Regions from separate parts of the Mus musculus genome. Here region 2 is linked to region 1. The links are chromatin contacts, found by Hi-C in ENCODE. All regions are on one chromosome and are shown on one strand. Each heading gives the region's core, a stretch centred on a gene start or an enhancer-like site at or near the end of the contact. The rest is flanking DNA. Distances are from core to core; before and after follow the strand shown.

Evidence for each region. Hi-C counts contacts between places; a loop is a spot of excess contacts on that map.
Region 2: a loop to region 1 is called in a map of v-Abl transformed pro-B cells, with 2.0 times the contacts of the local background. The contact joins the promoter of Oas1f here to the promoter of Oas1e in region 1. A Hi-C loop is called at or near these places in 8 of 37 maps with a recorded cell type or tissue (T-helper 1 cell, T-helper 17 cell, T-helper 2 cell and 4 more).

Annotation. Positions count from the first base shown.
Region 1 is chr5:120,793,675-120,797,388 of GRCm38, reverse strand. It overlaps Oas1e (2'-5' oligoadenylate synthetase 1E), which reads left to right and starts at 1,859. Exons shown (of 6, transcript NM_145210.2): 1 at 1,859-2,073; 2 at 2,996-3,284. The coding sequence starts at 1,891.
Region 2 is chr5:120,845,688-120,849,094 of GRCm38, reverse strand. It overlaps Oas1f (2'-5' oligoadenylate synthetase 1F), which reads right to left and starts at 1,728. Exons shown (of 6, transcript NM_145153.3): 1 at 1,521-1,728; 2 at 638-926. The coding sequence starts at 1,703.

The DNA of each region.
Region 1 (3,714 bases), core at 610-3,109:
GAGATAGCTCAGAGGGCACAGGTGTTTGTCACCAAGCCTGAAGGCCTGAGTTTGGTCCCCGGGATGCACAGCGTGGAAGGAGAGAGACAACTCCTACAAGCTGTCCTCTGACTTCACATGCTCACACACAGGAAATAAATGTCATAGACTATCTAAAGCATGATTAGCATGGCTCTCAGCTAGACCTGCTCAGGACCCTCAGCCTCTTGTCCTCCCACCCCGGCACTTGTGGGAGGGGCCTTCAGCATTCCAGTTCCCTCAGGCAAGATCAGGATCCACCAAGGAGCCTCTGCTATCAGTCAGGATATGAAGACTATAGCTTTTGCTAAATGCTAGCTTCTGACCTGAATGACAAGGCCATGGCTTCTGCTTTTTCCATAAGAAAATCCCTTAAAGACACCTATGAGTCGTGGTGTCTCAGTTACGGTTTTACTGCTGAGAACAGACACCATGACCAAGGTATCTCTTATAAGGACAACATTTAATCGGGGTTGGCTTATAGGTTCAGAGGTTCAGTCTGTTATCATCAAAGAGGAAACATGGCAGCGTACAGGCAGGCGTGGTGCAGGAGGAGCTGAGAGTTCTACATCTTTATCTGAAGGCTGTCAGCAGAATACTGCCCCCCCCCCCCCCGAAAGCTAGGACAAGAGTCTTAAAGCCCACACCCATGGTAACACATCTACTCCAACAATGCCACACCCCTCCAACAAGGCCGCTCACCTTCCAACAGTACCACTCCCTGGGCCAAGCATACAAACCATCACACGTGACAAAAAAACCATGGGAGAACCAATGTGGTCATAATTTCATCACTCTTCTGTTCCTTGTAGTCTGCATCACTTGCAAGAATAATTTAGGTATATGGGGTGGGCAGTGTGTGTGTGTGTGTGTGTGTGTGTGTGTGTGTGTGTGTGTGTGTGTGTGTGTGTGTGTGTGTGTGACTGTCTGTGTGTGTGTACTCATATGAGTGTGGGAGAGACTTTTTTTTTCCATTTTATGAGACAGTCTCATCACATAGCCCAGGCTGGCCTTGAACTCTATATCTTCCGTATCAAGCTCCCAGGCATTGAAATCACAGGTGTGGACCATCCTGCCATGATGAATATTCACTCCTGCTGGGTAGGGAGAGGTTGGCATGGAGACAGGATCACCCTCATGAAGGTGAATCTTGGGCACAGGTCGACACTTTATGCTATTGAAGTGGAGAGTGGCAATGGATTGGTTACAGCTGGGGAGAGAGGCACAGTCCTGTGAGCTCAGCACTTAGGGGTCCAATGGGGCAGGTCCCCAGGTTCACATCCACCCTGAGCAAAGGAGTGAGATCCCATATTAAAGAAGGATGTGAGACCTTTGTCCTTTATGGATGGACAGACAGAGGTGGGGGTACAGGGCAGAAAGGTGGGTTTGGATTAGGCCTTGGACGATAGGCACATCATGGGTGTGCATCTGAGAACCCACAGACGCTAAGTCTGAACTAGAAGCTAGCCAGGACCTTGCAGACGGCTCGTTACAATATCCATCATGGAGCAGTCAGCTGTGACAAACAATATCCAGCATGGACCAGTCAGCTGTGACAAACCCACCACAGCTGTGCTGGAGCTCCTGCCTGCCGGCTGCTGGATTTCTCTCGCTTCTCTTCATGTTACAGTAACGTGTGTGTGTGTGTGTGTGTGTGTGTGTGTGTGTGTGTGTGTGTGTGTGTGTTGGTGTTGTTGTTGTTGTTGTTGTTGTTGTTGTTGTTGTTGTTGTTAAAAATCTAGGAGGCTATCTAGGTGCAGAGGTCTGATCTGCATAGCCCCGCCCTTCCTGGGAAGAGAAAGCAGCTATGGATATAAGGGGCAGCTGACTCATGAGGCAAGGCTGCAGTCAGCAAACACTCCTGGCCTCAGGATGGCGAGGGAACTCTTCAGAACCCCAATCTGGAGGCTGGATAACTTCATAGAGGATCAACTCCTTCCTGACACCACCTTCCTTACTGAGCTCAGAGCAGACATCGACTCCATAAGTGCTTTCCTGAAGGAGAGATGCTTCCAAGGTGCCACCCACCCTATGAGGGTCGCCAGGGTTGTGATGGTGAGTCCCATTAGCCTGAGCTCATCGGGATGGGGTGGGAGAGGACTCTCAGAAGCCAGACTGCAGTCCTTAGTGGGGTGTGAGTTACCTACCTGCTCTGTGCCCAGTGTCCTCATGTAGACCCAGCTATGGCACAGGGCAGAGGACAGAACAGGGACCCCACTGCTGGATAACTGGACTGATGGAAGCTCATTGCTCATGTTTCCATCTGTCCCATGGGTCTGTATGACAGCAGTCCCTGTCTCAGTCACTGTGAAGGCTGCAGACATGTTGTGTTGTAATGTCTACTCATCAATGTCAGGAGTTGAACTGTGTTATTGCTTGGGCTCAGCATTTTATTTGGGGGGGGGGGGAAATCTCTACATATCACTTTTTATCATTTTTTAAAATGTTTTTGTGAATTCAGTTTCCTTAATTTTGACATTTGTCCTGTGGTCTTTGATACAGACTTTCTTTCCAGAGTCATGGTGGTCATGGCCTTTTCCTTTTAATACTCTGCTAGCAAGGGGGATTGTGACAACAGTTTAATATGTCTCTGTGTCCTCTCACCCACTACCATCTCACTACATTGTACTTGAACCTGAATTCCCCAGAGTGTTTCCTTTCATCACTAACACACACACACACACACACACACACACACACACACACACACACACAATTCTGGATAGAAACAGATAAATCAAGGATGTTCATCATTCTGAGCCTGGCTTATCTCCTGTACCACAAGGAGATCCAGAACCATCTATTATCCTACAGAGATGCCAATTTCATTCTTCAGGGCTGAATAGAATTCCACTACACATGGGCAAGCTTTATTCACTCTTGGTCACTCTTGGTGATGGACTCCTACTCTGTTCATCTTCTGGACTGCCCAGCACGGCTCTCCTTATCCTTTCTTATTCTCATTTTTGTCTTTTAGGGAGGCTCCTATGATGAACACAATGCACTCAAGGGAAGGTCAGAGGCCAACATGGTGGTGTTCTTTAATGATCTCACCAGCTTTGAGGACCAGTTAAAGTGGCAGCAAGTGTTCATTGAAGAAATTCGGAAACACCTGCTCCAGTTGCAGCAAGAGAAGCCATGTAAACTCAAGTTTGAGGTGCAGAGCTCAGAGGAGCCCAACACCAGGTCTCTGACCTTCAAGCTGTGCTCCCCAGAGCGCCAGCAGGAGGTGGAATTTGATGTGCAGCCAGCCTATGATGCTCTGTGTAAGTCAGAGAGCAGCAGAGTTCAGCCTGCTCTCCCCTCATGCATGAATCCTCTTTTCTATTTCTCTGTGTGTGATTGTGTGTGTTGGGAGAGCATGTTCTCATGTATGCAGATGTCTGTTCACATGTTTGCCTGTGTGGGTAATGGTCAGACGCCAGCCTTGGAGGTTGGTTACTTAAGAGCCTATTTTGGTTGAGAGGTTGACCTGGAGTTTGCTGCCCCACCTTCATGGCTCCTGCAGTAAGGAGCTGGGGTCAGGTGAGGTGTGTGCTCTGATGGAGCTGAACCCACAATCTCTGGCACCTGGAGCCTCAGAATGTCAATTAGGTACAGCACAGGGCTGGGGGGAGGGGATGCTTGGTCTCCTAGAAGTGTGTGTAGGTTATGAGTCTCCACTTCTAAATGATTATACTCAGACATATTCAGGAC
Region 2 (3,407 bases), core at 479-2,978, 52 kb before region 1:
ATCCCTCAGGCTCACTTTCTGACCAGATATGTGGATCTGTCAGCTTCATGTCAACAATCTCCAAAGAAAAGGATCGGGAGGGGAAAGGAGAGGCAGAGGGGAAGGAAGGAAGGAAGGAAGGAAGGAAGGAAGGAAGGAAGGAAGGAAGGAAGGGAGGGAGGGAGGGAGGGAGGGAGAAAGAAAGGGAGAAAGAAATTCACTTAGCTTCTAAGGAGTGGAAGATTCCAAGTGTACTCTTGAACGTATGTCTAAGGGTATTTGTTTACAGCAGGGACTAGGCAACCCCTCTACCCAACCCTGTGCTGTACCTAATAAATATACTGAGGCTCCAGGTGCCAGAGATTGTGGGTTCAGCTCTATCAGAACACACACCCCACCTGACCCCAGCTCCTTACTGCAGGAGCCATGAAGGTGGGGCAGCAAACTCCAGGTCAACCTCTCAACCAAAATAGGCTCTTAAGTAACCAACCTCCAAGGCTGGCGTCTGACCATTACCCACACAGGCAAACATGTGAACAGACATCTGCATACATGAGAACATGCTACCCCAACACACACACACACACACACAGAAATAGAAGAGAGGATTCATGCATGAGGGGAGGGCAGACTGAGGCTCTGCTGCTGGTTGACTTACACAGGACATCATAGGCTGGCTGCACATCAAATTCCACCTCCTGCTGGAGCTCAGGGGAGCTCAGCTTGAAGCTCAGAGACCTGGAGTTGGGCTCCTCTGAGCTCTGCACCTCAAACTTCACTTTAAATGGTTTCTCATCCTGCAGCTGACACAGGTGTTTCCGAATTTCCTCAATGAACTCTCCCCGTCGCTTTAACTGCTCCTCGAAGCTGGTGAGATTGTTAAGGAACACCACCATTTTAGCCTCTGACTTGCTCTTGAGTGCAGTGTGTTCGTCGTAGGAGCCGCCCTAAAAGACAAGGATGAGGATGACGAGGGACAGGGAGAGTCGTGCCAGGCAGTCCAGATGCTGAACAGTATGTAGGAGTCCACCACTGAGCGTGAGAGATGGATAGAGAATCCTGACACATATATATCATGCTTAGATAAACAAAGTATGTACCAAAACTCAAAGGTCACAGAGCGAATGTTGAAACTAAGGAAAGTGAATTTACAAAAAGGAACATTTTGAGAAAACAAGAATAAATGATACTGCAGAGATCCTCCCTAAATAAAACACTGAGCACAATCACTAACAAACACACTTGCACCCCTGACATACATAGATGAGTGGACATTACAACACGACATTTCTGCAGCCTTCACAGTGACTGAGGCAGGGACTGCTGTCATACAGTCCCATGGGCAATGAGCTTCCATCAGTCCAGTCATCCAGCAGTGGGGTCCCTGTTTTGTCCTCTGCCCTGTGCCATAGCTGGGGTCTACATGAGGACACTGGGCACAGAGCAGGCAGGTAACTAACACCCCCACTAAGGACTGCAGGCTGGCATCTGAGCGTCCTCTCCCCACCCCATCCTGGTGAGCTTGGGCTAATGGGACTCACCATCACAACCCTGGAGACCCTCACAGGGTGGGTGGCACCTTGGAAGCATCTCTCCTTCAGGAAAGCACCTATGAAGTCCACGTCTGCTCTGGCCTCAGCATGGAAGCTGGAATCGGGAAGGAGATGATCACGTATGAACTTGTCCAGCTCACAGGCTGGGGTGCTGCTAAGATCCTTCACCATTTTATGGCCAGGAAGTGTTTGCTGACTGTAGCACTGCCTCTGGAAGCCAGTTGTCCATCATTTCCATAGCAGGTTTTTCGTTCCTAGGCAAGGCGGGGCTGTACATATCAGACCTCTGCATCTGCCATCTCTGGCTCCCAGGCTCCCTGACACTCTGGAGTTTGTTTACCTGCTGGTATTTCTTTAGATTCTCATCACAGCAGGCAGGAGGCAGGAGGTACCATAAACATAGTTTCTGTTGTTCTTACCTTCTTAGTCTTGGAAAAATGGTCTTATAGTCTCCTAGACTTTTTACAGCATAAGACACATACACACACACAAACACATACACACACCCACACCCACACATCGATAAAACAAGAAGAACAAGTGAGAGAAATCCAGAAGATTCCTGACACCGTTTCAGCACAGCTGTGTAGGTTGGTGACTGGTCCATACTTATTGATTGATGTCGATCAGCCCTCCAGAGTTCAGAAAGAGCTGGAAAGGAAGAGCTTACTCAGCAGCACGTCTCAGACATTGAAAAAACACCAGATAAGATTGAATGGAGGCTAGAAGCTTCCAGGACTGGGCCTAGATTAGCAAACATGGGCATGAAACCTTCAAGACAGCAATTACAGCGGGAGAATAAAAGATACTTTTCCAATATAGCATGATGTAGTAGACTTACTTTTCTAAATAAGAGTCAAATCATATATGTAGTGTATAGGTGGAAATTAAAATATATATAAGTTTAACAAACAGCCTTTTGTTACAAATTTTATGCTAAATTTCCTCACAGATTTTTTTTTAAACATTCTCAAAAAGTTCCCACATCTTGTGATAAAAAGTTTAGAGGGCTGGAGAGATGGCTCAGTGAGTAGGAGCACTGGCTGATCTTCCAGGAATTCCCTGCAACCACATGGTGGCTCACAACCATCTGTAATGGGATCCGATGCCCCCTTCTGGTGTGTCTGTCAGCTACAATACTCATATAAGATAAATAAATAAATCTCTTTTTTTAAAAAAAATAAAGGGTTATATAGAACAGAGAGATCTCTCTATCATTTATGTGCTAATTTGTACACGAGGTCAGTAAAAACATTCAGTGCTTGAGAAAGATCTGATAAAAGCTGATTGACTATAGGTAGTTTAAACTTTTAAGCTTTGTAAGCTGGAGTGGGTACAAATACATTTGTGGACCCTATGGAACTTGACCATAAATTATATGCTCCTTTTCTTTAGGAGCCATCTAGAAGAGCATTGCAATCAATGTCTATAGGATTTCTACATGGAACTTTAGGGAATGCCCATGGAGTTTCATTTTTTTAATCTTAAGACCTCTGGGGTAATAATTATTATAGATCCCAAGTAACTTGCTACTGTGATCTGTCAATTATTATCCAGGTGGACAAATATTCAACCTTCATTTTATTTACTTAATGGAACAATAAATTCTGTAAGCTCTTCATCAGCAAGGGGTTATTTCTATGAGCTATTGTGAGAGCTAGCTGTGTTGAAGTTTAAATAATTGTGCCTAAGCGATCCATAAAACAAAACTGCCTCTAACCCGTAAGCTCCTTGCCCAAGGGCAGAAACTTCCTGAGATGCTGGGGGCTGCCATGTTTATACGATGACAAACCACCTGCTTTTGCTCCCCTAAACAAGCTTGTGGGACTCAACTGCACAGGATGTGTTTGATCACGGGTGGGGGGGGGGAGGTTA